Regions from separate parts of the Homo sapiens genome. Here regions 2, 3, 4, 5, 6 and 7 are each linked to region 1. The links are chromatin loops, found by intact Hi-C in ENCODE. Cell type or tissue: A673. All regions are shown on one strand.

The links. A loop is a pair of places that touch in the nucleus more often than their neighbours do. Peaks named below come from ENCODE experiments on the same cell type or tissue, not always from the same donor. Only the 100,000 strongest peaks of a DNase experiment are listed, where the experiment ranks them.
Region 2: a loop joins it to region 1, with 11 times the contacts of the local background. A loop is called at or near these places in 11 of 110 quality-filtered maps.
Region 3: a loop joins it to region 1, with 7 times the contacts of the local background. A loop is called at or near these places in 7 of 110 quality-filtered maps.
Region 4: a loop joins it to region 1, with 7 times the contacts of the local background. A loop is called at or near these places in 2 of 110 quality-filtered maps.
Region 5: it touches region 1 in a loop (9-fold over the local background); 30 of 110 quality-filtered maps call a loop at or near these places.
Region 6: it touches region 1 in a loop (7-fold over the local background); 8 of 110 quality-filtered maps call a loop at or near these places.
Region 7: a loop joins it to region 1, with 13 times the contacts of the local background. A loop is called at or near these places in 11 of 110 quality-filtered maps.

The regions. Positions count from the first base shown.
Region 1 is chr7:31,191,487-31,195,486 of GRCh38, reverse strand. All of the region lies in intron 2 of LOC107986781 (a long non-coding RNA gene), which reads right to left. Among named protein-coding and RNA genes, the nearest start is that of ADCYAP1R1, 140 kb to the right of the region's middle. In A673, a CTCF peak has its summit at 2,389 (motif pointing left); a DNase peak (open chromatin) is centred at 2,366; H3K27ac peaks cover 398 bases.
Region 2 is chr7:31,486,351-31,490,350 of GRCh38, reverse strand. No RefSeq gene overlaps it. Among named protein-coding and RNA genes, the nearest start is that of ITPRID1, 26 kb to the left of the region's middle. In A673, CTCF peaks have their summits at 1,344 and 1,551 (motif pointing right); a DNase peak (open chromatin) is centred at 1,590.
Region 3 is chr7:31,371,088-31,375,087 of GRCh38, reverse strand. No RefSeq gene overlaps it. Among named protein-coding and RNA genes, the nearest start is that of NEUROD6, 32 kb to the right of the region's middle. RefSeq lists an enhancer at 2,898-3,517. In A673, CTCF peaks have their summits at 1,363 and 1,564; a DNase peak (open chromatin) is centred at 1,527; H3K27ac peaks cover 317 bases.
Region 4 is chr7:31,341,303-31,345,302 of GRCh38, reverse strand. No RefSeq gene overlaps it. Among named protein-coding and RNA genes, the nearest start is that of NEUROD6, 2.6 kb to the right of the region's middle. In A673, no CTCF peak of the experiment used is centred here; DNase peaks (open chromatin) are centred at 1,212 and 1,502; H3K4me3 peaks cover 470 bases; H3K27ac peaks cover 4,000 bases.
Region 5 is chr7:31,632,420-31,636,419 of GRCh38, reverse strand. The region is part of intron 10 of ITPRID1 (ITPR interacting domain containing 1); the gene reads right to left. It also overlaps a transcript of PDE1C not described here. Among named protein-coding and RNA genes, the nearest start is that of PPP1R17, 53 kb to the left of the region's middle. In A673, a CTCF peak has its summit at 2,315 (motif pointing right); a DNase peak (open chromatin) is centred at 2,319; H3K27ac peaks cover 1,017 bases.
Region 6 is chr7:31,441,213-31,445,212 of GRCh38, reverse strand. No RefSeq gene overlaps it. Among named protein-coding and RNA genes, the nearest start is that of ITPRID1, 71 kb to the left of the region's middle. In A673, a CTCF peak has its summit at 1,663 (motif pointing left); DNase peaks (open chromatin) are centred at 1,642 and 2,412; H3K27ac peaks cover 1,487 bases.
Region 7 is chr7:31,734,833-31,738,832 of GRCh38, reverse strand. It overlaps a transcript of PDE1C not described here. Among named protein-coding and RNA genes, the nearest start is that of PPP1R17, 50 kb to the right of the region's middle. In A673, a CTCF peak has its summit at 2,240 (motif pointing right); a DNase peak (open chromatin) is centred at 2,282.

The DNA.
Region 1 (4,000 bases):
TGGCTCTGTCTTAATCAAAACATTACTAATTTGGGATGAGGAGAGAAGAACACTTTAACACACTTACATGTAACATTTATATATTATGGATAATATTGTGAGTATTTATGAATAAGAAAATTAGGATTCAGAGACTTTCAATAGGCCATGCTTTTATTCCATGTTTGTAAACCACCTATAAAATGCCAGGCACTGTGGTAGGCACTAGAAATAGAGAGTTGAGAGGCAGAATGTCTGGACTCAAGGAATTCATAGTCTGGCCAAAAAGACTAATAGTCTACAAAATGTACAAGTTGCTATTGTTGAATTAAGTATAAGACCCAGGTTTTGGATTCAGACAACCAGCTAATCAAGGACAAGATGGGGAGTAATATGACCCAGTGGCCACTGATGTAAGAAAGACTTTGGAGATTGTTTGGCTATAAGCTCCATGATTCAAGAGCAAAATACTGCCATCAGAGGCACTAATATAGTACTGGAAGGTATTAATGACAGTGTAGTCTTCCAAAGAAAGCAGAAGATAAACTAGAGCTGTGAGAAAATTTGATCCTAGCCACAGCATTGGATTTACTTCTGAGTAACAATATCTAGGAGGTGACGAGAGATATCTACAAAGGGGAGAAGATCTAGAAACCAGTGGTAACCAAGATAATGATGACTCTAAAAATCATGCCCCATGAGGAATGGTTAAAGACAACCAAAAAAAAGGAAGAATTAGAGGAGTCTTGGTAGCTGTCTTCAAATATCTCAAGACCTGCCAGGTTAAAGGAAGATTGGACATCAGCCCCTCTCCAAAGGGTAAAATACATATCAATGAGACGAAAATGTGTAGCAAGATCTTCAAATACTACAAACACAGCAAAATCAATGGAGAGAAGACAGAAAAGCCCAAAGACAGTGGTCAGCAATTGAATCAGCTTTCTCCCTGTTTATCTTATACAGGGTGTCTGGACAAAAATAATGGTACCTAAGATGGTTTGTAAGGAGGAGACTGCAGTGAGCACCTTGTCCAGCAATCTGCACCAAAGGGAAGCATTTCATAAGCACCCCTGCACAAGAAGCCAGCTGTAGGATGGAATCTCTGTTCTCTAGGAAGCTGAGATTGGACAATCTGAGTATGAACAATACACACCTAACTGACCACAGGGCAAGAAAGAACATAGCCAAAGTCCCAGGGAAGGTCCTGTTCCTTTAGAATTTAAACTTGAGGACGTTGCTAAACCCTGAGAATTCTTCCCTGGAAATGTCTCTTGGGGCAGACTTTTCCCCTCCAACACTTGCCATGCTAGTCCTTATCACCTCAATCCCAATTCCACTACCTAGTTCCCAAGTGACATTCCTTCTGCTTTAATAGGACATTGAATTTTTGTATGGGGGGTGAGGGGATGGAGGGGGTTGGTCATGAAAGATATTTAAAGAAGATGACTTTGAAAGTCATGCAGGGAAAAAACTGAAGGAGTAATGTTGAGCCCCTCAAGATGAGAAAGTGCATTCCCACCCCTCCCTCTGTGTTCAAGACTTCCCTTGCAATGTTTCTACTCATAATAATAAACAACGGCCACCAACATTCACAGAGTGCTCACTGAATTATTCTCTAGCTTTTTTTCCTGAAATAAAGCCTTGCGATTTATCCCATCTTACAGATGAGTAAACTGAGGCACAGAGAGGTAAAGTAATCTGCCTAGGACCTCACAAATAGGGGTAACTCTTGGTTTCCCTCCTCCCCCATCTGAACACAACCTGCCTCTGAATTCAACCAGCTATGCCAGTTTGCCAACTAAATACCTAACTGTTTCTTATGTCAATTCAAGGCCTTTAAAACCAATAATCCTTCATCATATTTTAAATAATGAGATTATGTATAGTGGAAATAACCCTGAGTTGAGACTTGTTTTCAAGTGACTTCAACAGTGTTTTGGTTGTTTTTCTTCCCTGGGCCTCAGTTTCTTGTGAAATGAAATCTGGTTTCTTGATGGAAAGGGCCTCACAGGTCTCAGGCCGTCTGGCTCCTGGTTGCAGTCAGTTGAATGCAGCACAAGCAAAAATCATAGTTTAATAGAAAATATCACTAAGCCATTTACATTCATCTTTTCTTTTTACCATTACAAAGTCAAGCTAACCCCAGTCATATCACGTTGAAGAAAAATCCCAACCTTTTCTGACTTTGGCAAACCCGTGTTGAGAAAGTAGAGAGAACTTGCGGCAGGGCCGCCCAGCGCGGCGGGGACAGCCGGGGGACGCACCGAGGCCACCGTGCTCGCGCAGCCCCGGGTTCTCACCCAGGCCAAGCCTGGCACTTGGCAACCGCATTATCCTCTCCCTGAGCCTCTCCTTTCGGGTCCAGAGCTGCGCGGATTCGAGACAATCCCTGGATCAGACTGACCTCTAGGGGCAGCGCGGCAATCCGCAGCCAGGCTCCCGCGCACACAAAAGGAGACACCGAAGGCTTCCAGCTGGAGCCGGCCAAGAAAATCTGCGTGGAGTGCTCTCAGATGCAGACACCACAAAGCCAAAACATTAACATTTTGCTTGCTATTTATTCAGCTTCTCTGTCTTTAATTCCCCCTCGCCAAGTAGCCTCCAAATGTGTCTCTTCGAGTATCAAAGTGATCACTTTGGATTAAAGTATTCTTTCTCAAAAGACACCTTAATTAAAATGTGTGTGGTGGGGGAGGAGGTGGGGAGAAACCTCTGTACTTTTCATTTTTCTTATGAGGAAAAGAAATGAAATGAAGTAAATGGTTAAAGGAAGTTGGGGGGGGCGCCTTTTGCAGCATGAGATAGAAAATGTTATTTTAAAGCTATTTCTTTCTCGTAATTGTTTAAATACTTTGAATGGTGATGGCAAGAATATAGCAGCAGTAGCAGGTAACATTTACTGAGTGATTAGTATGTGCTAGGCATTAGTTCTAAGCGCTTTCATTTATTATGCATATTTTATTATGAGGCAACTAAGGCACAGAGAGGCAAAGTGACTTGTCCAAGGTCACACAGTTGGCAGGCTGCAGTGAGGATTCTACTCCAAACGGTCACACTCATAGCCTCCTCTTTTTTCTTTTTTTTTTTTTTTTTTTTTTTTTTTTTTTTTTTTTTGAGATGGAGTCTCGCTCTGTCGCCCAGGCTGGAGTGCAGTGGCGCGATCTCGGCTCACTGCAAGCTCCGCCTCCTGGGTTCACGCCATTCTCCTCCCTCAGCCTCCCGAGTAGCTGGGATTACAGGTGCCCGCCACCAAGCCCGGCTAATTTTTTGTGCATTTTTAGTAGAGACGGGGTTTCACCATGTTAGCCAGGATGGTCTCAATCTCCTGACCTCGTGATCTGCCCGCCTCGGCCTCCCAAAGCGCTGGGATTACAGGAGTGAGCCACCGCGCCCAGCCGCCTCCTCTCTTGACTACTATACTGCAATCTCTTTTAAGCTGCAGCTCTCAAGGCATTTTTCAAAACTGAATTTACACTCTCAACACCTTCACCCATTAATGGAAAAGCTCTGCTAACACCTAGTAACTCAGCACCCCAGTTCACAAGGAAAAGTCAAGGTTTCTCATGGAGGAAAGGGAGTGGTGTTTTCCATAGGGCTGGATCACTGTGATAGGTAAGGACCCAACTCTAAAGATCAATCCCAGTGATTCGGGGCATCACTTACAAGTTCTTTGAGTGAAGTTCTTAAATTATTGGCTTCAGTGTTCTCATCTCTGGAAGGAGAATAGTAAAATACCTTTGTCATAAAGTTCTTGTGAAATGATACGAGATAATGCACGCTAAAGTCTTAGTACAGTGCCTGGCACAGGCTAAGCAATCAAAAAGGTACCTAGTTATTTAGCGTGGTTCTTACTGTTGTTTGTTATTAAAACCTCCCTAGGCAGGTTCAGGGTGATGGAGAAAAAGATGTTTATAAAGTTGATCTCCAAAGAGAAGAAGCAAGAGGAGATATATATATATATATATATATATATATATATATATATATATATGTGAAAGAGAGGGAGATGAGAGTGTATTTC
Region 2 (4,000 bases), 290 kb before region 1:
TAAGTAATATGGACTTATCAGAAGGTTTCTGGCGTAATGCACGGAATGAAGGAAGCAGGGCAGCATCCCAGGGCCAGAGCCTGGGACGGGAAACTCACCACCATTCCAGCTTTCCATCCATCCAACCTTTCTATCAGCCAGCCTGTTGTTTATTTCATTCTCTCCCAGTGTGTACACATTTTCTCCTTGAGGCAGGGAATCTGGCCGCAGGGAGTTTGGGGTCCAATTACGAAAGAGGCATCATCTTTCCTGTTGGTTCCGGTTAGAGTAAACCTCAGGGAAGTAATCTGATGCGTTCAACTTGGGTCCCAGTTTCTTCTGTTGACCCATCACTAAGTCCAAGCCATGACTGCCCAGCCTGGGTTCCCCAGGGACAGAGATCAGTCAGCACACAAAAAAGCGACAATGTGAGAGAAGCAGTCACAAAGGATGGTGGTGGAAGTGCACAGCAGACATAAAAACAAGTGTCCAGGCCAGATGCAGTGTCTCACACCTGTAATCCCAGCACTTTGGGAGGCCAAGGCAGGCAGATCACCCGAGGTCAGGAGTTCAAGACCAGCCTTGCCAACATGGTAAAACCCCATCTCTACTAAAAATACATAAATTAGCTGGGCATGGTGGCACATGCCTGTAGTCCCAGCTACTTGGGACGCTGAGGCAGGATAATCACTTGAACACGGGAGGCAGAGGTTGCAGTGAGCTGAGATCGCACCACTGCACTCCAGCCTGGGCCACAGAGTGAGATTCCATCTCAAACAACAACAACAACAAAAAAACCAAGTGTCCACCATGGCAGCTAAAGGAGGCATCTCTGGCAGAGTGGGATTGTGCTAATCACACTCAATATCCCAAATCATATACAATTCAAATATGGTGCACATGTTTTGAAGTAGGGAGCATACGTCTCACCGTGGCTTACAGATGCTGCATGATGTGGCATGCTACCTCGTCAATCTTGCATGGCATGTTCCCCTCTGCCTAATGACACTGCTCTCCATTCAGGTCCTGGACCACACACAGCAGGCTCTTTCCCTCCTAGGACTTTAATGCATTTCATTTCTTCTGCCTATCAGGGTTTCTCACTTGTTATTTGAATTGTTAAGACCTTGTCATCCTTTAGGGATGGTGTCCTCAGGAAGGGCTTTCCTGAACACCCGATTTAAGTAAACCTTATTCTCTTCTTGTTTATCAGAACACTTAGTTTAGTTTTCCTAACACTTCACAAGTTTGATACATTTATTTGTTTGCTTAATTGTTCATTTTGCCCTTTCCACTAGACTGTAAGCTCCTTAAGGGTAGGTACCCTGTCAGATTTCATGGATCGCTACTCCCAGCATCTGAGAATGTGCCCTACCCATAGTAGAGGCTCGATAAGTATTTGTTGAATTAATAGATAGACAGATGAATTCATTGTCCAGATGAATGCAGCAGCAAGTGAGAAAGAAAAAGCAAAAATGAAACCGCCCCCGCAAAAAAGTTAAGTGGGGTATACCGAGTGGATGGGCCAGGAGGGCCTGCTGCAGGACTCGCACAGGGCTGCTGCGCCCCCGAACACCAGGGGGCGCCATTGACATGGACTACAATGATACCCGGGCTCCTTGGAGTTAGTATGTCCAGCCCACATCCTTTCACGGTTCGGTACATCTCAGTTAGAAACAAATGAATCAATCCTAGAAAACCACAGAGCTTCGGGGTTGCGTTGAATTTCAGAGCAGTGCTTCCTAAGCCATCTGTGATGAAGGAACATTTTTGTAAAATTATTTCTAATCCATTGCTCACCAAAACTCTTGTAAACTGCGATACTAAAAAGAAATTGCTTAAAAAAAGGAAATAACAGAAGACATACAAAATTAAAGCCCAAATTTGCAAATGGGTGGAACACACATAAAATCATTCTGGCCAATTACTATTAAAATATAGAAACACTTTGACCTTCTGTATATTCCAGGCCAACTACAGTTTATAGAGTGCCACTGGTCACTAATGACCAGTAATGTAATGTCAATGAGAAGGGCAGCAAGTGAGGTGAGTCGGGTAAGAGCAGAGTCGGGTCAGATACTGTCTTTATTTACAATTTTAAAATTTTGTTCATCATGGATTTTTTTCACCAATTTTGATTTTTCCAAAAAATATTGTATTAAGATATTTTCTTGATTACTGAATTTTTGGTGCTTCCTTAATTTTTGTGTCCAAGGTAAATCCCTCAGTCACCATTCCCTAGTCCCAGCTGTGGGAAGAGCATAAGATTTTCTATTATACACAGAGAAAATTAGGCTAAAAGAGGTTAATTGCTCAATATCAGTGGATAAGTTTCAGGGGCCTTAACACAGGTCTAACCCCAAATCTATACAGGTTCCATTGCATCATACAACCTCCCATGCTGAGCAAGCGCTATTCATTCATTCATTCACTAGCAGTGCCCCCGAAGATCTACTTTCAGTGTGCAGGACCTGTGTAACTGGGAATGAGTACATCTGGAGCAGTAAGTAATGGGTAAGTGACAGGTGACCTTGAATGTGAAGCTGAGGAATATGGATTTTATCTGGAGTTTGTAGGTTCTAGCTACTGCATTCCAGAAGTGGTAGGTCAGATTTATATTTAGAAAGTTCATTCTGAGAGCAGTAGGGTGAATGAGTAGACTGGAGTGGGCAGAACTAGAGGCAGGTGCCCAAATAAAAGGATACAGTAATCCAGGGGAAAGATGACAAGGGAAGTAAAGATGTTGGCCATATTGGAAAGGACCCTTATCATTGGTATCATGAGGGTTCAAGAGAAGAATGAGAATGAATCACCCCTGCTACCCCCAGGCTGTGCCCGGGCATGCTCATTGTGGTAAGGAAACACAGCATAGGTCTGTTGGAGAAACCAAGCAATATATAACTATGTGTATAGGGGGTGGGGAGGGATAAGAAGGAAAACACAGTAATGAGAATCTGAAGTAAGGAAAACGGGTACAAGGAGACATGGAAATGCAAGAAAATGGTGAAGGAGAGAGCAGAAGGCAGGCAGCATCTGCGTGCTCAAGGACAGGAGGAAGGAGGAAGGCGGGAGTGGGCGGAAACAGCAGTCAGATTCTCAGCAGCACTAAAATTGTCCCTGCCACTTGGCAGGAGGCAGTTCAGACATCGCAGATCCAAGAGCCTTGTCCTTTCCTCATTCATGTAACTGCACAGGGAGCCAATTGGTGAGATTCATGGACCAAAGGATCCCTTGGCAAATATCAGTTCTATCCTCGGTGATGTTTTAAGCCCTCAAAGCTTTGTTTATCAAAGTGATGACAATGACAATGAGTTATTTCTGCTAGAGTAGACTATAAAAAATTTAGTCTGGCTGATAAAAAAGTTTATGAAGTGCAGTTCAAACATATTTATAATATCTCTTAGGAAAAATTAATTTAGAATAAAAATAAATACATAATAGATACTGTGAGTCAATCTTTAGAGACCCAAATGGCACTCTTGATTAATGACCATTTTTCACCCATATTATGCATTTGATTCTTTCAACAGTATTATAAAATAGAAAGGGCAGGGATTATTACTTCCATTTTGTGGAAATGAAAACTGATGCCTAGCAGGGTGCAGAGATTTGCCCAAGGTTACACATATGCAAGGTGGCAGAACTGGCCCTAGGACCTGGCTGTCTTGACCAGAGCATTTCTTCCACTAATTTCCAGGATTCCACCCAAAGCAGCCTGAGTTTGTGGCTTTCTGGGAAGTGCATCATGATGATCATTCATTATCCTCTCCCGAGGATCTGCTGAGTAATAGTTTTTAAAGGATCACATTGCTCCCAGGGAGGCAGCTGCAGAACCATGGACTCACAGTCAAAAGGCTTAGATGCTCCCACACTGTAACTTACCATCCCTATGGCTTAGGGCAAGACACTAAACCCTGGACTCTCAGTTTTCTTCTCTGCAAAAGAGTGGCAGTTGTCCCTATCTCATTAGGTTGTTATAAAGTGCTATTTTCCATCATAATAGCAAATAGGGGACAAAGCG
Region 3 (4,000 bases), 180 kb before region 1:
CTCACTAGGAATTTGATGCAATTCATCTCAGATAATTTGAGGTATGAATGATCCTAAGTAGAAATGCAGATGTGTGCTTCTAGGTAAAGTCAGGTGCTAATAATTACATTGGTAATTCTTCATTATAATGAGGCTATGTCTGCACCCTGGCCACCACCTCAAAACTTTGCTCTCCTGTTAGGCTCACGACATTTTCCACTGGAGGGGATGTGAGGCCAGTTGTGCTTTGATCTATGTTCACAAGTTCCTCTCCATTTAATACAGATTTCTTCCTTCCTTCCTTCCTTCCTTCCTTCCTTCTTTTTTCTCTCTCTTTTTCTTCTTTCCCTTTCTTCCTTCTTTCCTTGATTCCCTCCTTCCTTTCTTTCTGTCTTTCTTCTAGTTGGGAAAAGTATGTCTTTTGGGAATGCAGTAATAATTATATTAAAAAGATTTTACACACACATAAATGTAATGCTAGCCACACATTCTGTGGCTGTTTGATGTGCTGCTGAAAGTTATCTCCCTGTTGGATTTAATTAATCATCTCAAAAATATCTAGGATCCTGCACCTACACAGGTAAGCACAGAGAAATTCTAAAACGACCTTCATTCTTAGCAGACAGAAGGTTTGCTGAATCACTCCCAAATGATTCCTTGGTAAGGGCCCCTTTCTTCCTCACATTGCTCCTTCTCCTCACACACAGTGGCCCCGGTGGAGGGAGGGGTTCTGTGGCAGTGGAAATGTCTGAGTAGCTACACTCTCCCTGCCCCAGCAAGATGCTGAGTTCTATTAGTCAAAATCTACCCTGTATCAGTCACCATCAGCACTTTCCTTCATATGCTCCTCTCAACTCTGGGAGGAAGACAGTAGCCTTGCCTCGTCTGTGTCCAATGCATTGGCAGGCTATGTATATCTATACATGTATCATTGAGCATGGTGGCCCCGGTGCTTGCATCACAGCCCTTCGACTCACATCTGTTTTCAGTGACAGCTTGTCTGGTTTCAGATTCACCCACCTTAAGTGTGTACCATGTGTCTCCACTTTCTGTTCTGGGGACTTCTCCACTCTGTGGTAAAATGCATCATCCTCAGAGGCAGCCCTTACTCCATATGGGACAGGAGCTGGCAGACAAATGGCCCAGCCTCCCGGAGGCACTCTACCCTGCTGAGGAGGTCTCCCTGGGCTCGAGCCTCTGCCGTGCTCAGCAGCCCCTCCGTGACATACCCGAAGGTCAGCTTCTCCTTATTCTGTGTCACCCTCAACTGGGATCCACAATTTCCAAAGAAACCACTGTATCACGTCCTTGTCTCGGGCTTTGTTTCTGGAGGAACCTCTATTAAAACAAAAGCTATGTCTGGCACCTAGTAGGTCCTCCATGAAAGTAAGTTCTCAGCCCCTTCTTCTTCCCATTGTAGAAATGAGGACACTGAGGCCCAGGGGTTCTGAGTAACTTGTCCAAGACCACACAGCCTGAGACCCACAAAGAAGTCAAATTGAAGGCCTCTTTCTGGTGGTTTCTATCTCAAAAGCTGCCTTTTGCTCTGTCCTGAACAAACCAATGAGGACCCCTAGTGGCATGAACAGAATGGACATGCAGGAACTGCAGATAGTGCCTTTGACCAGCCTGACCCCGATTCTGGGAGAAGTCTAGCCTTGCAAGTCAGCAACAGGCTCCTAATTAGGCTCCCTCCCGGGTGGTGCTGAAACCATGGGGGCTGTCCCATCAGATGATATTTCTCTTTCTTGTAGAGGAAAGAAGAGCATCTTATTCCTAGGTTTTCAGGGAGGCTCTCTCTCTGGATGTCAAAGCTCCCTTTGCTGGTTTGGACAATGTCTAGCCTCTCCGGCATCAGACAATTGCTTTGTCAATTCCTGAAGTGAGGGAGATCCCTGTCTACCTGATGGAGCATCAGCAAGGGGCAGGGAACAGGTCTACATCAAAACAGCGTTCAGACAATAGGGCATTAGCTGAGGACCAAACTGCCTTGTGTTGGGGCATCCTCCCACCAGGGTGGGCACAGAAACCCACAGGCCTCCCAGAGTGCAGTGCATTTGCAGAAACTCTGCTCCTTTCAGAAACCTTTGCAGCCCACAAGCATTCATTCAAGAGATGTTTGATGGGTGTCTTTGTCTTCGACATGCTCACACCTTTCAGCCCCCACGATGTCAACCATATGCTCCTAATGAGCAACCCGTGTTTATTATAACAGGGTCTCTTTATCGTGCATGCCCTGTAGCCAACTGTGTCACACTCTCTTCTAAGAAGCTTGGGTATGTGGAGTCATTGTTCTGGGCAGGCTGGATCAAGAGCTACCGGAGGTTGTGCAGTGTCGAGGAAACAGATGGAACAGATGGGGACGCTGTGGCAGAGCACAAACCCAAGAGAAGAGCCAACGGGTGCTGGACCAGCCGCACAGGGTGTAGGAGTGAGAAGGAGGCAGAATTTGGCTTTACTCATCTTTTTTCCCAGCTGGTGAATCCACCTTCTTCTCCTTTACCTGCTTCCTACCTAAGGTATAATTCATGTGTTAGAAGTCCAGGCTCCCCTAAATGCAGGGCAATCCCCCAATTCCTCCTCCTCTAGGACCGCCTGCTTAGAAGAAAGACAGCTTACAGACGTATAACTTGGGGGAAGCATAAAACAAAATAAGCTAAGTACAAAGGGCAGATATGAAACAGATTTTTTTCAAGGCTCCAACTGTGGTAGATATTATAAGCAGAACAGATTTCATATGGAAGACATTGACAAGGAATAAACATAGCACCCAAAGCTAGCGTTTTCAAGGATTTGCTTCTTTGAACATAAGGGCTTTTTAAAAAATCACATTTTTATCAAACAATGAGCAGCAAAATCTCTCCCCCAAAATGGCAAAGGCAGATCAAACCTAGGTATGGGTTACCTGTATTTGCAGGAACTGTTTCAAAAATCCCATTTCAATTTGCTATGAAAGCATGCGTTGCCCTGGCTTTCTAATCTATGTTGAAAGCTCAAAGGTTAAAGAGACTTGGCTGAATTTGTCTTAAGATATAGCCTTTGTTCTGATTCAATCATTTATTTGAATTTAATATTTTAAAGGACACTTCAAACAGACTTCACAATGCACTGTTACCATCCGGGCCATATTTATTGTTTAATATTTAACTGGGGAGATTTGTCAAAACCCTTAAGAATTAATGGTTGCAAACTTGTGGAGTTAAAAGGCTTGTGGAGGAAACCATTTGCTAACAACAGGGAGACAATGGCCCTGCAGGCTGGGCCACCAGAAGGCAAATACACATTTGGGGGTCTAGTGGCCTGGTGAGCCCAGCTACCCAGACAGCAGGAAGTGCAATTGCCTTTAAATAAATATTCTAATGTGTTTAACTTCTGAACTATAAAGCTCAGCTTGCGCCTTAAGAAGAGAGGTGAAGGTGAGAGCAAAACAAACTGTTATTCCATGCCTTCTACAAACACACACAAGAGAGTCCCAGGGCTCAGAAATGAACCAACTGCATTGAAATGCACCTCTGACTAAACGATCTTAAGACCTGGAGAAAAACATTTTTGATCATCAGGATCCATGGATGTTGTCTATATTTTTATGATATCAAACATCAAGAAGAAAATGAGAAACCTAAATATCTATATATAGGTGAATGGATCATGTTGCAGAGACAACATATCAGGGTGGCTTACTGAATTTGTTCATTCAGATATTTCTGTGTTCTGTAGAGCAACAAAGCTGGGATTTTTCATAGCTCTTTATGTCCTTCACAGTGTGGTCCAATCATTTCAGTTAAGTGTCCCAACTATGCCGATTCCTACGAAAATAAAAATGGGTGATAATCTGTTCACTAAAGCCGAGAAATGTTATAGAATATTTTACAGACATAGTGCCGACCACCAGACTGAGGAATTGAATGCCCAGGCTGAAATTTTCGGCAGGAAAAAATATATTTTCCTGTGAAGAAGGCAAACCACCAGCAGAACCCCATGAATACCCCAGACTGACAAGCATTGGGGCTGGGGCCAAGGG
Region 4 (4,000 bases), 150 kb before region 1:
GAGTCAAAAATTACTCCAAAATAGATCTTCAATAAGATTTTGATGAACTAATGAATGAATGAACGAATGAATGACATACAGCTATTAAACAGCAGGATCAAGATTTGAAACAAGGTTAGTAAAATGTCAAAATACTCTTTGTCATTCTTACCCTTTTAGAATCTGACAAAGAAAGCCTTTCCTTAGAAAAGTGCATGTATGTACATACGTGCCAATTTGCACAGCATCTTGGGAGGCTCAAGGACCTCTTCAAATCCATCCAGGAATCGTCTGTGTTAAGAGAGCCTGCACTTCATCATACCATCACCTAACATAAAACTTGATTTTCAAAAATGCACTTTGCATAAAACTTTTGCAAAAACATCTCTTGCATAAAGGTCTTATAAAATGGTCTTACTTCAATCTTACAAAATGAATGAATGTAATAGGAAAAAGAAACAAATTGTATTTCTGTCTTCTATGTTTAAAAATAATCACTACATTACATGTATTGGAATAGAACAATAATTTCTAATTCAGTATTATAAAAAGTAGTAATTAGGGTTAACACATTATTCTTAATATTTTTAAAGCCTAAAGAAAACTGTACATTTCCTTACAGTGAGATCACAAAAGTTAAAACATCATCTCGCTACTTGTGGCTGGAATTATAAGAACTCAGTCCAGTAATACTAGTTTTCTCATACTGGTAGAAGTTTTAACTGGTAGTGTTAGATGCCCTTATTTAATAACAAATGAGAAATAAAAATTAAATCTGGTTTGGTCAGTAAAATGTTCCATGGGGGAAAAATAATAAAGAATATTTCCGGAAAGAGTGCTGTTTGAGCAAAGCATAATAGAAGACTGAATATTGCAGTCTATGAGCCACATAAACAACAAATATAATTATTACATAATAATAAGATAATTCAGTGTAGTCTTCACCTTGAAGTAAATCTAATAAGTAATCCAAAAGTTGCCCTCAAATTATTACAGATTATCTGTTTAGTCTACATAATCCTCATGTGTATATATAAGCAACATCTTTGTACCATCTATGTTTAAATTATATTTTTAAGCCCTCTAAGGACTTGAGGGAATGAGGTTGTTTTATATTTTGCCTGATAATTAAAACACTTTTACGTAAATTCCAAGGACTGTTTTCCAAAGTGGGACACTGCCACAGCCATAAAACTATTTCAAGCCAATGGGGATCACAAAGTTAAAACTCTAGGAACTAACACTGAGGAGCTTGCTCACAAGCTTCATGAGCACCCTGAAGATCTGTCTAAGGCAAGAAGAAGAAGAAAGACAGAAAGACAGAAAGACAGGAAGGAAGGAAGGAAGGAAGGAAGGAAGGAAGGAAGGAAGGAAGGAAGGAAGGAAGGAAGGAAGGAAGGAAAAGAGAGAAAAATTCAAAATTGATCTCAGTGTGTGTTAGTACCCCACATCTGGGGAAAAAACTCTGGTCCTGGGCTTGTGCTGCTTGATCCTGTCCCAGTCCACATTCTGTTGCCTTATACCCTTGGAGAATTGAGAAAAATGCCTGTCATGTTTCAAACTGATCTCAAATGATGAGAGGACTGTGAAAAAGGGAGTCAATAGAATTCCCACTTGCTAAGACACAGGCACCAACAGGATGACATAAAAAACAACAACACTCGAGCCTTAATTGGGACTTTTGGTTTTTATTGTCTTACAACAGAGTCAAAATTATATCTAAATTTTCCGTGGCTCATTTTTATGAGTGAAATATGAGCATTTACCCAGTGAAAGCAAGAGATAGGCAGACAGACAGACATTGGACACGTTTTAAAAAATATAAAATTGCATGGCCCCAGAAGCAAAAATCATATCAATTAAATTAATACCAAAATGAGTTAGAGATATGAACTTTGGTATGCAGTAGTTGTTGTAAAATGAGAAACTACATTATAGAAATGGTGATAATACACTTCTCATACTCTGCATATTCATCTATAAGTCAGAATGTATTTCTGTTTGGAGTATTGGTGTTAACATGCTTTCTTAGCAGAGAGTAGAACAGCCCTTATGGTGTATGTTATGAATGCATATTAACAGCACAGGCATTTGCATATCTGGAACTATAGTAGAAAATGCATAACAAAATTTCTTTTGAAAGATTATTGTACAAACACACTTAATTCTTGCTAAATCTTGACATAACAACTTTTTATTACCCCCACCTTTTTTTTGAAAAAAAACAAAAGACTAAAGCATCCAAACAATAGATTAATAGTCAGAAAACCTGAACACTAATTCTGTTCCTCCACCCCGTCAGCACCAAAGGTTTTTCTTTCGTGTTCAAAGGCAGGAATAGCACAGCCTCAAATGTTTTTATCGATAAATTGCTTCTCATTTTTCTGCAAATGCCAAGATAAAATATAAAATCTACCCTTTCAATGAAGTACATCCATGGTAATTTTCTACTGGCATATCATGTCATCTATTCCTTGGATTTTGATTTTCATGTTTGTGATGCCTTTAATACAATGCAGCTTTTGGAGACTTTGCAAGTTTAGAATATGGTGCAATATACAAAATTCAAGACAGCACTGGCTGCTTTGTGGCTCATGACTCTGATACTTACGCTCCTTTACATTTAAAAATTAAATCATATGGGAGACCAACAAAATTCTGCAACTGGCCTTCCTATAGAAATTCTCTATGCTAATATAAAAACTGTGTGTACTTCTTGAATTAAAAGCCATCTGAAATATACTCAATGCACCCATTACCAAGTAATATATTCTTAAACAACAAATTTTACAATGGCTATGGTATATCTGGCTTTTTAAAAAACAGAAGCTAGGCCAACCTACCTATTTTAACTTAGGAGTTTATAGCCTGACTCTTATTTTAAATTTGCATTTTTTACTGGGCCATTAAGAGAGAAAAATTATCTGCTTTTACATATTTGATTCTCCTTTTTGCCAGCTTCCCCAACATTTCTAGAACTGTCCAGGAAAAGTCAAGCAACTTTTTGAAGAAGGTGGAAATGAGTGGGGTATGACAGAAGCAAAATTGAATTTAGTGTGAGGCCCTTGGTGCCAATTTGGATCCAAAGTGCATTAAAGCAGCAGAATTCTAAACCTTGCAAAACTGGGATTTATAAGGGGAATGCTAACACAGATTCAACAGTTACAGCTCTGCAGGGATTACTTTAATACCAAAAGCATACTCTCTCACTTTATAGAAAGAGATTACTCAGTTGCCAAACAACAAAGGTTGCGTTTATTTGTTTATTTTAAAACTTTTACTTATTTTTTTTAAGTGCACTTTTTACTTTACTGGCAGGCAATCCTGAAATCAAATGTCCTTTATAGGGGTGGGGGCACGGGAGAAGAGAAAACAGGAGGAAGGTGGAGTTTGTCTCTGCCTCCACAGTTCGTATTATCTATAAGGCTTTGCCAGCTTTGCTTAACTGTTTCCACCCTGCTTTTGTTAAGAAGAAACCAAAAGTGTGGAGCGGGGAAAAAAGATAAATCTGAAATACACCTGACAGGGAAAAACAACTGGACACTGATACAAGAACAAGAAGATATTTAAATTGATGTTGGTCTAGAGAAAAATGTGAGGACAAGATTTTTAAGAGAAAGAAAAAAATCTGAAAGTCAAAAAAAAAGAAAAAAAAACAAAAACAGGAAAGCTAATCTTTGATTAAAATACTCAGCAGAATGTCAGGGAGAGGAAGACAAACACCTAAGTGATAATTTTTATGTTTATTGTGTCTGAAATGAAATGAGAGGGAACAAGCAAGTTAACGCTGGGAAGAGATAAGGGACAATAAAAGAGTGAAGTTAGTGACTTTCTGCAGAGGACAAAGTATGTAGTTTGAAATCCTTAACAACGGACTTGCAGTGTCTCTGCAAAAGTTGGTGAAAGATACCAGCAAGTGTAGGAAGGGGAGTATTTGAGGATGTCTTTCACAGACCCCAGATGGAGAAGCTGTTCTTTTATTCCAAATGCCTAAGAAGCACAGAAGTCTTACATGTTAATA
Region 5 (4,000 bases), 440 kb before region 1:
CTCGAAGCAGTTACTATTCTTGAATATAAGCTTCATATGCAATGTTTGCTATTAACCCTCTTACAATGAATGGATGAAATTATACGTTAGAACACTAGCACAGAGTGATATGTTAGAGCCCATTTGTCCATGTGCTGGCTAGTTTATACCAGTCTGGTTGATATGGCATAGCTGTGTCCCCACCCAAATTTCATCTTGAATTGTAGTTCCCATAATCCCCACATGTCATGGGAGGGACCTGGTGGGAGGTAATTGAATTATGGGGGCGGTTTGCCACCCCCATGCTATTCTTGTGACAGTGAGTGAGTTCTCATGAGATCTGATGGTTTTATAAGCATCTGGCATTTCCCCTGCTAGCTCTCATTCTCTCTCCTGCTGCCCTGTGAAAAAGTGCCTTCTGCCGTGATTGTAAGTTTCCTGAGGCCTCCCCAGCCACACAGAACTGTGGGTCAATTAAACCTCTTTTCTTTTTTTAAAAAAAATTATTTTAAGTTCCAGGGTATGTGTGCAGGATGTGCAGGTTTATTACATAGGTAAACTTGTGCCATGGTGGTTTGCTGCACCTATCGGCCAATCACCTAGGTATTAAGCCTGGCATGCATTAGCTATTTTTCCTGTTCCTCTCCTCTGACCCCCGCCCTCCCCTTACAAGCCCCAATGTGTGGTGTTCCCCTCCCTGTGTCCATGTGTTCTCATTTAAACCTCTTTTCTTCATAAATTACCCAGTCTTGGGTATTTCTTCATAGCAGCATGAGAACGGCCTAATACACTGGTCCAAATGAAAATAAACAACTACAAAGGGTCCCTAAAAGGTAGAAAGAGTAATTTCCTCCAAAAGAGGTATACTTGTGATATAACTGTTGCCTTTCATTAACTGTACTTGTGTAAAGCACAAAAAACAAACCAATGTTTGAAACTCAAGCAATAAAAAATCAGACATTGGGAACCTCACTTGAATGATGAGATCAAATGGTGGAATTGGGCATAGTTCTCTCAGGTGTAGAGGCTTATTTATCTTGTGTTTGTTTTAGAAGTGAAATGCCTGCATGTCAATCGTTTTGAGAGATTCACCAAGCAAAATGTGGGCCAGGTTACTGATGGTTTAGTTTCTTCAAGAGGCTAAAAATCCTTTCTCTTTATAGAGTACCTTCTCAACAACCAGACTATGCACATCTAGATGTAGGATTTCCAAATTCTAAATATTCCCTTAGAGTCATAGAAATTAAATGAGACAAAGGATGAGAAATCACCTAGCTCAGAATGGCCATGATGGATTATTAAACAAACAGACAAATACAAATGTACATCATTTATCACTCCCACACCCTCACACCTAATATGTAATATAACATATCACACCTAATATGTAATACATTGCCTTTAGGGAAGGCAATATGGCATCTGGCAAGAGTAATGGCAGTGGTACCAGCACGCCTGGCCAATCCCACCCCACCCAGTTCCTTCAGCTAGCTAAGCCAAGACTAGGGGAACTTGAGACGTCTCATTGCCCTCAGTGGCATTTTCCCTAGGCACTCAATATGCCGAAGGAGCCACAGTTCTTCCTTACTCTGCTCCAGTGGGGCCTTGACTTCCCACCTGGCACCTACCAGTCCTTTTCCTCCAGCTAGATCTTATCACCTAAGCATTCTATTGCCAGCTGAATCCTGTTCCAAACCAGTTGTGTAAATGGAATCCTTCACCACCACCAAGCCCTGCACAATTTTTTTCATGCCTCCTTAGACTGCTGGTTCCCCCATCCTGCCTATCCCATAGCTTAAGGGGGTCCACTTCTGTACACTGGATGCTATTGAAATCTAGTTAGGCTCCATGCTGAACCATCTAGAAAATTTGAAGCCTGCTCTACTGGAGTCTGATTCTGACTCTCCTACTTAGAGGCTGTGTGATCTGGAGCTTGCCTCTTACTCTCTCTGAGTCTGTCCCCTCATAGGGAAAGTAATGAATATGGTAATACTATGTTACTTGTGGGGTTGCAATAAGGATAATATCCAGTAATATATTTCTAATAATATATAGGCTACATAATGTTATATGTAAATTTTTGCTGCAGGACATCATTATTAATATTATCTGTTATAACTCAATCTTCGTATCATTAATAATAATCATGGTTAATACTAATATTAATTAGAAATTACCATTTTCAGCACACAAGTGTCTTCATGGAGATGAATTTTACCCTCCCAATTAGGGGGACCCTGCTTGGGGCAGGACTACTCTACTGACTTGTAAGTTGGGAAACATTTCTGCCTAGGAGGAGACAGACGCCTCAGGCACTTTGTGGGAATAATCACCAGATGGCAGCATTACACCAACCACAGAGTGGAAGAACCTGGTCCCTGCCAAAGGACCTTTGGAATGGCTAAAATTAGTAAGAAAAGTCAACCTGCTTTTCTGGGCTGGGCTGGTCTGGTAATAAAAGCTTCTGAATTCTAGGTGGAAAGTTCCTGTTTAAAATAGTCTGAGTTCACAGAAGCTATAAAATTGAAAGTTACATGGGAAGAGGGAGAAAAAGCAGAGGTGATGGGGTGTCAAGTGTGATAAAGTTGTGTAGAGCAAGAGAAATGTTTCAACCTCAGACTGTTTGAAGTTAACTGTCTTCATCAATCAATTCTACTTTAACTATTTTATGGTCAAGTTCCTATCTCTTCTGTCCTCCAATGGTACAAAATTCTGTGACAGCTCTGTGGTGAAGCTGAGTCACCAAGCAAGTTAGCCTAGAGTTGGAATGGACATTAGAGATTAGGCAAATGCCAATGCCTTTAAGAGCTGGGCAGGTGGCATAAATATGTGAAACAGCTAGACTTCAGGACAATGGGCGGTAGTGTGAATTGTTCAGACCAGAGAGCAGTTGTTCCTTCTAAGGCATTTTACAAAATTAATTTTCAATGTTTTGTAGAACAAACAAAACCTCTCTATGTTCCCCAGGTTGGAAGACAGGATGGTGCCACCTCCCTTCCAGAACACTCCTTATAGATGGTCATTTAGCTAGTGCTTACTCACTTTTGGTGACAAGCAATGACTCCTATCTGGTCAGAGAGCATCATACGTTTTAGGAAATTCGTCTTTGTATTGGCCACCTCTACCTTAGCATTTTACATTTGTCGGTCATAGCTCTGCTCCTTGGAGTAGTGCAGAATGTGTCGAACTCCTTTCCCAAAGACAGCTCGCTTGGACTCTCCAGGCCTTTCTCCTCAGCGTAAATCTCCCCAGACCTGGCCGGTCGCGGTAGCTCACGCCTGTAATCCCAGCACTTTGGGAGGCTGAGGCAGGCAGATCACGAGGTCAGGAGATAGAGACCAGCCTGGCCAACATGGTGAAACCCTGTCTTTACTAAAAATACAAAAATTAGCTGGGCATGATGGTGCCCACCTGTAATCCCAGTTACTCGGGAGGCTGAGGCAGGAGAATCACTTGAACCAGGGAGTCGGAGGTTGCAGTGAGCCAAGATCGCGCCACAGCACTCCAGCCTGGCGACAGAGTGAGACTCTGTCTCAAATAAATAAATAAATGAATGAATAAATAAATAAATAAAAATAAAAATCTCCCCAGACCCTTTAAATCAGCTCTCACAGGGCAGGCTTTTCAGGCTGTTTGTGTCTTGTACTTTTGAATAGGCTCTTACTTAATGCTTGCTGTAAAACCTGTCACCCAGCTGGGCTTCAGTAGTAGGGATGACGGTCTGACCAACATGGAAACGAGGAGGACTGCTCTTTTCCTGCTGCTAGATTTCACTTCCATACACACAGCCTAAGGTTGTGTTAGTTTAGTCAGAAGTTGTGTTCCCAGTGTTGGGTTACACTGATATCAGTCTCTATTTTGAAATCAATAAATAAATGTTTAGAAACCTAAGTGAATGGTTTAGTTTATATCCTTGTGAAATTTGATCTAGCTTGTTTGGGACCATGGTTCCATCCTGTCATGGATAATTTTTATTTTTATTTATTTATTTTTTGAGAAGGAGTCTCGCTCTGTCACCCAG
Region 6 (4,000 bases), 250 kb before region 1:
GGTGTTAGACATGAAATATTATCAGAGAGGCAGAGCCATGAGAGTTTTTTTATTGGGGTGAAGACATGATTGAAGAAAAGTTTTGTTGCCACTTATAGGATTGGAGGGGACAGAAGTAAAAAAAAAAAAAAAAACCTAGAAGTTTCTTAAATAAATTCAGGTGTGACATGATAAATGTTGGCAAGGGAAATGAGAAAAAAAGGGTGACTTTAAGAGAGACTTCAAAGGAACAATCTTTACGACTGTGCATAGCCTCAGTAGGTAGAGAAATGTAAACCAAAGCTGATACCAAGATTATATGCTTAGCTGACTGAAAAATGCACCATTTCTGGCCAGGCACGGTGACTCACACCTGTAACCCCAGCACTTTGGGAAGCCAAGGCGGGTGGATCATCTGAGGTCAGGAGTTTAAGACCAGCCTGGGCAACATGGTGAAACTCGTCTCTACTAATAATACAAAAATTAGCCCAGTGTGGTGGCGCGTGCCTGTAATCCCAGCTACTCGGGAGGGTGAGGTATGAGAATCGCTCAAACCCAGGAGGCAGAGGTTGCAGTGTGCCGAGATCGCACCATTGCACTCCAGCCTGGACATCAGAGCAAGACTTCATCTCAAAAAAATAAAAAGAAAAATGTGTCATTTCTTTCTCAAAAGAGACAGAGGGTAGAGAAGGAAAAGGAAACAAATGTGAGACTCAGGTTTTACCTTTTGCCAGTACAGTTTGAGATGGTCATGATACATTCAAATAGTTATGTCTATCAGGCTGAAAGTTAGAACTTGAATGGAGAGAGGTTTACTGGTATGCTGATAAATGTTTAACAACTGGCTCTCCAGGAAGGAAAGCACCCTGGTTTATATCATTTGCCAATTCTGCGGCGTAAATGCTTCCACCATGGCTGATTTTATGCTGCCAACCTGAAGTCACTGAATGCAGAGTTGGGAAGAACTGCCTGTGGGGACTGATGGGAGGTGACCCCAGAACAGCACTGGAAGATGACAGGGATGGAGACTTGAAAATCAAAGAAAACATAAAGTCAAGTCCTGCATTTTACGATGATGAAACTGAGACTGGAAATGGGACAGAGAAGAGAGCTGAACTCTTGAAAGCAGTAGGATGGTTTAGAGGCAGAAGACCAAAGTGTCAGAGATTTAGCCTTTATCTCTATACACAGAGCTTGGTGCTGCTGCAAAAACAATTCATTTGAAGATCAGGAAGATTATGATATTTAAGGTAAGAGAAATATAATTCCCAATGATTATCAGTAGATAGAAGAAAGATAATGCTCAGAGGGTTGGTTGCAATTTTCTATTCTACCTAAGTTCTGATTGGCCTATTGTCTGTCATCCTTAGCTGCTAGCACAAATTACTTCAGGTACTAATTTTCTGAGCTTGTATGCACATTCTGTTTGGCTTATTTCTGCAACAGGTCAAAAGAAGGAAATGAGCCTGTGTGTTCTTATCTAGGCATTCTCAGAGAAGGCTACAAACCCATTACCTCTCACATCCATTCAGAGCACTGTGACACCAGGAGCATGGTGAGAGCTCATCTGTTGTCTTTGGGGATCTTAGGGATCTTTTCTTACTTCCTCATCATGACTCCTAAAACCTTATTCTAAAGAGCCTGCCTTGGGAACACTTGCAGCTTTTACTGCCCCCTAGTGGATATCACACATTACTTCATCCTTCACGGCTTTTATCTGCTGAGAGGGATTAGAGATCTCATCAAGCTCTAGGGTTCAAGGAAAGCCCAATAAATAGCTTTCTCCTGATAACTTAAACTTCAATAATGCGACGGTTCTCAATAATCTTAGCACTCTGAGTATGCCCAGCATTCCTTTTAGGGAAATACAGGTTCATTCAACTTCGTGTGTGACACTAGATTGTCCCCCAAAAGTCTCATTTAAATGTTGTTTTAGCCTCGTTTCTTATTCTAAAGCTTTTTAATCAATTGAGAGCATCTGAGAACTTGACTTTAAGAAGGAGGAGGATCTCTTGTTCTATGAGTATTCTATGGGTTTCTTTCCATTTTGTGGAAATAAAAATAATCACAATTTTCTCTTTAAGCTTTTGACCTTTGTGAGATTAGACCCTGTAGTCCATTAAGAGATCTCAGACACCAAAGTTGATATGGCCTTCAGAAACTTAAAAAGCCATATTAAAATTTTAAGTGTACAAAGACTACATTGTTCACCGGGCCCTCTTTGACCTTGCTAAGAAAATGTTTATAGGGAAACATCTGCAGTCTTGTGTGCAAATACTTAGGAGCGTAAATCAAATCTACAGATAACGTCTTTGAAACCCACTTGTAACTCACTCATTCTTTATTATTGGGTGTTCCTCTCAATTGCTCAATCAGCAGAGTCAATTTACTAGTTACAACTATGATTTTACTTTACTTATGCAATCGGAATTAAATTGGCCTTTTGACTATGACTGTAAGGCTTATTTTATCATACACAAAATACCCATCCTCACATCATCCCACCCCCAACACACACACACATATCTACAAAAGCTTTAAAGGGGAATATAGCCCTTTTCTGAAGGTTTTCTTAGAGATGGGTAGGATGTCAAGGAAGGGATTATACCACACTTTAAATAAAAACCATCTTAACTGCATAGCAGGGTTTCCAGTCTCCTTTCATTCTCAAACTTCCCCTGTCCCTCCGTCTCCTCTCTGCTCTCTCATGTTGGTCCTTCTGGCCTCCTCTCTGTTTCTTTCCCTCTCTGCCCATCGTTCTTGCTAAGGTGATCAATCTGGTCTGTTCTTGGATCCTCTCAAAACCTTATTCATACAAAGCCCATTTGAGAGAAAATGTACTAAATATTTTCACTTTAACTTTTTGTCCTACGATAAAAAAAACTTCTTTGTGATGATTATTGTGCAAACACGAAAGTTTGCCCTTGGACCAAATTACTGATGTCATCCACATGGAAGTGGCAAATGCTGATGCTTCTGCTCCTCCTTATTTCTTCTCCTCCATACAACGTGTCTCTAGACATTCCTCCGGGAGCCAGCAGAGTGGAATCACTGCATTATCTGTGGGCTCTTGTACACAGGCCACTTGGGTGTCTACACTGAGGATAGTCCTGATCTCACTGGAACTTAGACAGGAAGGAATGCTTCTTTTCAAATTGTTCCTAATACCACTACTCTCTTTCCTCTAAATGAAGACAGCTGTACTAGTGTATTTTCATTTATGGGCCGTGACCCACTGGGAGATCATAAAATCAACTTAGTGGGTCACATTGGGAGTTTTTAAAAAATGAAATATAATAGAAGAAAATATCAGGGTGCATCACCTAGGAAGGGTGACTACCGTTTTATGCAACTTTTCAGTCTTATCTAATGCATAGCATATCTCCTACTGTGACCTGGAAGTCAAACATATCTGAAAGTTTGAAAGACACTTTTTCCAGATTTTTTTTTTATGTGAAAGTTCAAAAATTGTCTCCAAGTAGACGTGGGTGGGGGAAATTAGGCATTGTCCTGATCTGTCCCTCGTGTGCCTTGTATCAAAGTAAAGTGTCCCACTGGGTCTTTAAGGGAGACAGTTCTCAAATATTCTCCCGGCAGGCTTTCAGAGGGTGTTCCGCTGGGATAGCTGTCATTACAAAACTTTTCTTTTCTGCATCCCACAGGCCTCTCCCTTTAAATCCCGCTTCATATAGAGTCCAGTTCTGTCTCCAATTTTGTTAAACTGGGACTCCCCATTTCTCCCTAGAAAATCTACTAAAGCTTAGCCATCATTACAATCTTCAACAGGGTTATATACTTAACAACTTCAAGTATTGGCTATCTCCTTCTCAAGGGTTAATGAGCTCTGGTGTCCCTGAGGGGGTGTGTGTGTGCTTGCCTGAAGGGAGAAAACTCTCCCCTATACAGTGCTTCTCAGACTGTAGTGGAGATGTTGTAATAATGCAGGTTCTGAGTCTGTGGGTCTGGGGTGGAGCCTAAGATTTTGCATTTCTACCATGCTCTCAGGTGGTACTGATGCTGC
Region 7 (4,000 bases), 540 kb before region 1:
GAGAACATGCAGGCTGAGAGTGCTCTGTGCCCCGCTTCAGGTGACACAGGTGGCACCTGGGGATGCTTCTGTTCCAACCCAGGTCTTCCTGAGTCCCAAGTCTTATTTTTTCCTCACCAGCTGGCCACCATCTCCAAGAAGCCCCTGGGCTTGCTGCCCTCCTGGCCCATGGCGGCTTGGTGCTATGGGAATTATGCCCCCTGGGATGGCCTTGCAGAAATGCCTCTCCTAGCTGGGTTGCTTTTCAAGCAGCACCTGTGATATGGCTTGGCAGTGTCTTCACCCAAATCTCACCTTGAATTGCAATAATCCCCACCTGTCAAGAGCAGGGCCAGGTGGCGATAACTGAATCCTGGGGGCAGTTTCCCTTATACTGTTCTTATGGTAGTGAATAAGTCTCGGGAGATCTAATGGTTTTATAAATGGTAGTTCCCCTGCGCAAGCGCTCTTGCCTGCCACCGTGAAGATGTGACTTGCTCCTCATTCACCTACCGCCATGATTGTGAGGCCTCCCCACCCATGCGGAACTGTGAGTCCATTAAACCTCTTTCCTTTGTAATTACCCAGTCTCAGGTATATCTTTATTAGCAGCGTGAGAACAGACTGATACACCCTGATTCCATTGAGATTGGGCTCATGTATCCTCTCTTTAGCCCTTCTCACCTCACCCTCGACTCTTCCTGGGTCTCGCACTGGCCTGCTAGGCTGCGTGGCTGGAGGGAGGTGTACACTGAGCATCGTCTAAAGCTGATGCCAGCACTGGGGCACAGGAGAGGACTGGGTGACAGCAGCGGAAAGGTGGGCAGGGATAGGTAAAGGAACTCCAGCCCAAAGGGGAAGGAGACAAATCCCTATGGGCATCTACTAGGGTTTTTCAGGTTTTCTATGCTGTTATTTAACCTATATAACAGTCCTTTGAGGCAAACAGGGCTTAAATCTCTGGTTCTTACCTCTCCTTATTTATGATGATCAAAACTAGAGTGTTTTTGAATGGTTATTGCAGAAGAAATGGACTTTTTTTTTTTTTTTTTTGAGATGGAGTGTCGCTCTCTCACCCAGGCTGGAGTGCAATGGTGCGATCTTGGCTCACTGCAACCTCCGCCTCCTAAGTCAAGCAATTCTCCTGCCTTGGCCTCCCGAGTAGCTGGGATTACAGGCACCCACCACCACACCTAGCTAATTTTTGTATTTTTAGTAGAGACAGGATTTCACCATGTTTGCCAGGCTGGTCTCGAACTCCTGACCTCAGGTGATCCGCCCACTTCAGCCTCCCCAAGTGCTGGCATTACAGGCATGAGCCACTGCACCCAGCCTGGACTTACTTTTCTACACTACAATATCTTGGAGTAGAGGCAATGTTTTATATTTGAGAGTGAATTCAGACTTATGTTGGCATGTCAGTCTGAACTACTGAAAAGCTACATTTTTGATTCTGGGTTTCAAAAGAAACAGTTTTATTGTATATGAAGCAAAGAGACCAAACTAGGTTAATGGTGGTGGTATTCATTTATCTATATATTTTTTTCTATAGCTATGGTTAGAATTAGAAGAGTTGGTGGGGTATGGTGGCTCACACCTGTAATGCAAGCACTTTGGGAGGCTGAGGTGAGAGGATTGTTTGAGGCCAGGAGTTCAAGGTCAGCTTGCTCAACAAAGTGAGATACCGTCTCTACAAAAAAAAATAAAAATAAAAATAAAAAAGTAATAAAATAAAATTAGCCTGGTGTGGTGGTGCATGCCTGTAGTCCCAGCTATTTGGGACACTGAGGCAGGAGAATCACCTGAGCCCAGGAGTCAAGGCTGCAGTGAGCCATGATCACACCACTGCACTCCAGCCTGGGTGACAGAGTGAGACTCTGTTTTGTTTTGTTTTTTTTAAAGGGGGAAAAAAAGAATTAGAAGAGTTGTTATAATGAACAACTAGTTTGTAATTAGAACATCAACTGCGTTAAGTGGCTACTTTGCAGATGCCTGAAGGAAACTTGATTCGGCCTCCCCACCTAATTTTACACTGAGCCTCCCCCCACACAAGGGATTCTCATAATTTGGAATATCATGTCTCCTTTTTTGTGCACCCATAGCATTAACTCTATAACATTTTTATCTGTGAGAAAAAAACATTTTGCCAGGCAGAAATAAACCTCAACCTTGCATGAAGGATCACAACACATTGAACACGCAGATTCCAAATCAGTGTTTCCCAAGTGTTAAAGGCTCTAGCATTAGCAAGCAACTGCAATGTGACAATTTTTCCTGCAGGTGGCGGTGGTGTGTAGGGAAAAAAGCCACACGGTTGGACCAAGGTTTCCCAGGATAGAGAAGAATGGAGGCTGGCTTGGTACGTTCCACTCAAGTCAGCAAACACATATTGAGCCCTTCCAGTCTCCAGGCACTGCCTTAGGTGTGGGGTGGATCCAGTAGGAGTGAACCTGGGTCTCCAGTTTGGGGAACTCACAGTCTTAGGGAAGAATGTGTCCTTGTCTATTAGGCAGGATTATTCGGGCTGCCCTTGGAAAACTTAAAAATCAAGCCCACAGCCAGTTTTTCTCTGTCTACAGGCCTCATTGTAGGGACAAAGAAATCCCTAAGGCAAGCCTGCCCACATTTCCAGGGAGTACCTGCTGGTACAAGACCTGGAACGAGAGTGCGTCTTTGCATGTGCTTGGCTGTTCTCATGGGCGTTCATCTCCCCACTGACTCTACAATCAATCAGCCCTTTGTATTTGTGGGTACTACAGCCTTGTGTTCACTCAACTATGGATTGAGAATATTTGGGGAAAAAAAATCCACAAAAAAATTTGCACACAGCAATGCACTGTTGAATCCACGTGAATGTGTAGGCATTGTATTAGGTATTATAAGTATTCTAGAGATGATGTAACATATATGGGAGGATGTGCATAGGTTATATGCAAATACTATGCCGCTTTATATAAGAGACTTGAGCATCCTTGGATTTGGGTATGAGGAGGAGGTCCTGAAACCGATCTCCCACAGATACGGAGGGATGACCGTATATACAATTTCGCCACTTCTGCAATTATAATCTATCAAAGGCACAGAAGAAGACAAACAACATGCCCTAGAGCCACAGACCCAAAAGGAAAAAGAAACGGTTGTTTTTTCACCTTCTACTCAGGAGCAGACATTCTATTTTGTAAGCATTATTTCATTTAACATTTATGACTACCCCAAGGTGACAGAAGCAGCTGTTATTCTCACTTGACAGATGAGGAAACTGAAATTCAAAGTTCACAATGTCACCTAACATCCACAGCTACTAAGTGTCCAGGGCAGGATCTGAAGTCTGACCCCAGCGGATAGATGCCTTCTGTATGGTTTGATGAGGCAATAGCAGGCCTGGGACGTTTGCTTATACTGCCCTCATGACACTTAAAGGCAGTGCTTTTTTTTTTTTTTTTTTTTTTTTTTTTGAGACAGAGTTTCACTCTTGTTGCCCAGGCTGGAGTGCAATGGCATGATCTCAGCTCACTGCAACCTCCGCCTCCTGGGTTCAAGCGATTCTCCTGCCTCAGCCTCCCAAGTAGCTGGGATTACAGGCATGCACCACCATGCCTGGCTAATTTTGTATCTTTAGTACAGACAGGGTTTCTCCATGTTGGTCAGGCTGGTCTCAAACTCCCAACCTCAAGTGATCCGCCCATCTCAGCCTCCCAAAGTGCTGGGATTTCAGGCGTGAGCCACTGCACCCTGCCTATGCAATCCTTTTCAAATATTAATCAAGTGCTTACAAATCACCTATGGATCTTGTAAAAATGAAATTCTGATTTGGGTGGGGCGGGAGGCTCTGCATTTGTAATGAGCTCCCAGGTGACATCAAAAGATGCTGATTGGGGGACCATACTTAGAGTAGCAAGGCTTCAATTTGCAGAGGTCCCTAAACTTTTAAAATAGTCTCGGCAACTCTAGGCCAAAAGATATTCCTAGTCTACTTTTTAAGTTATTAGGTCCAAACAACTAAAGTCTTTATGTTCTAACA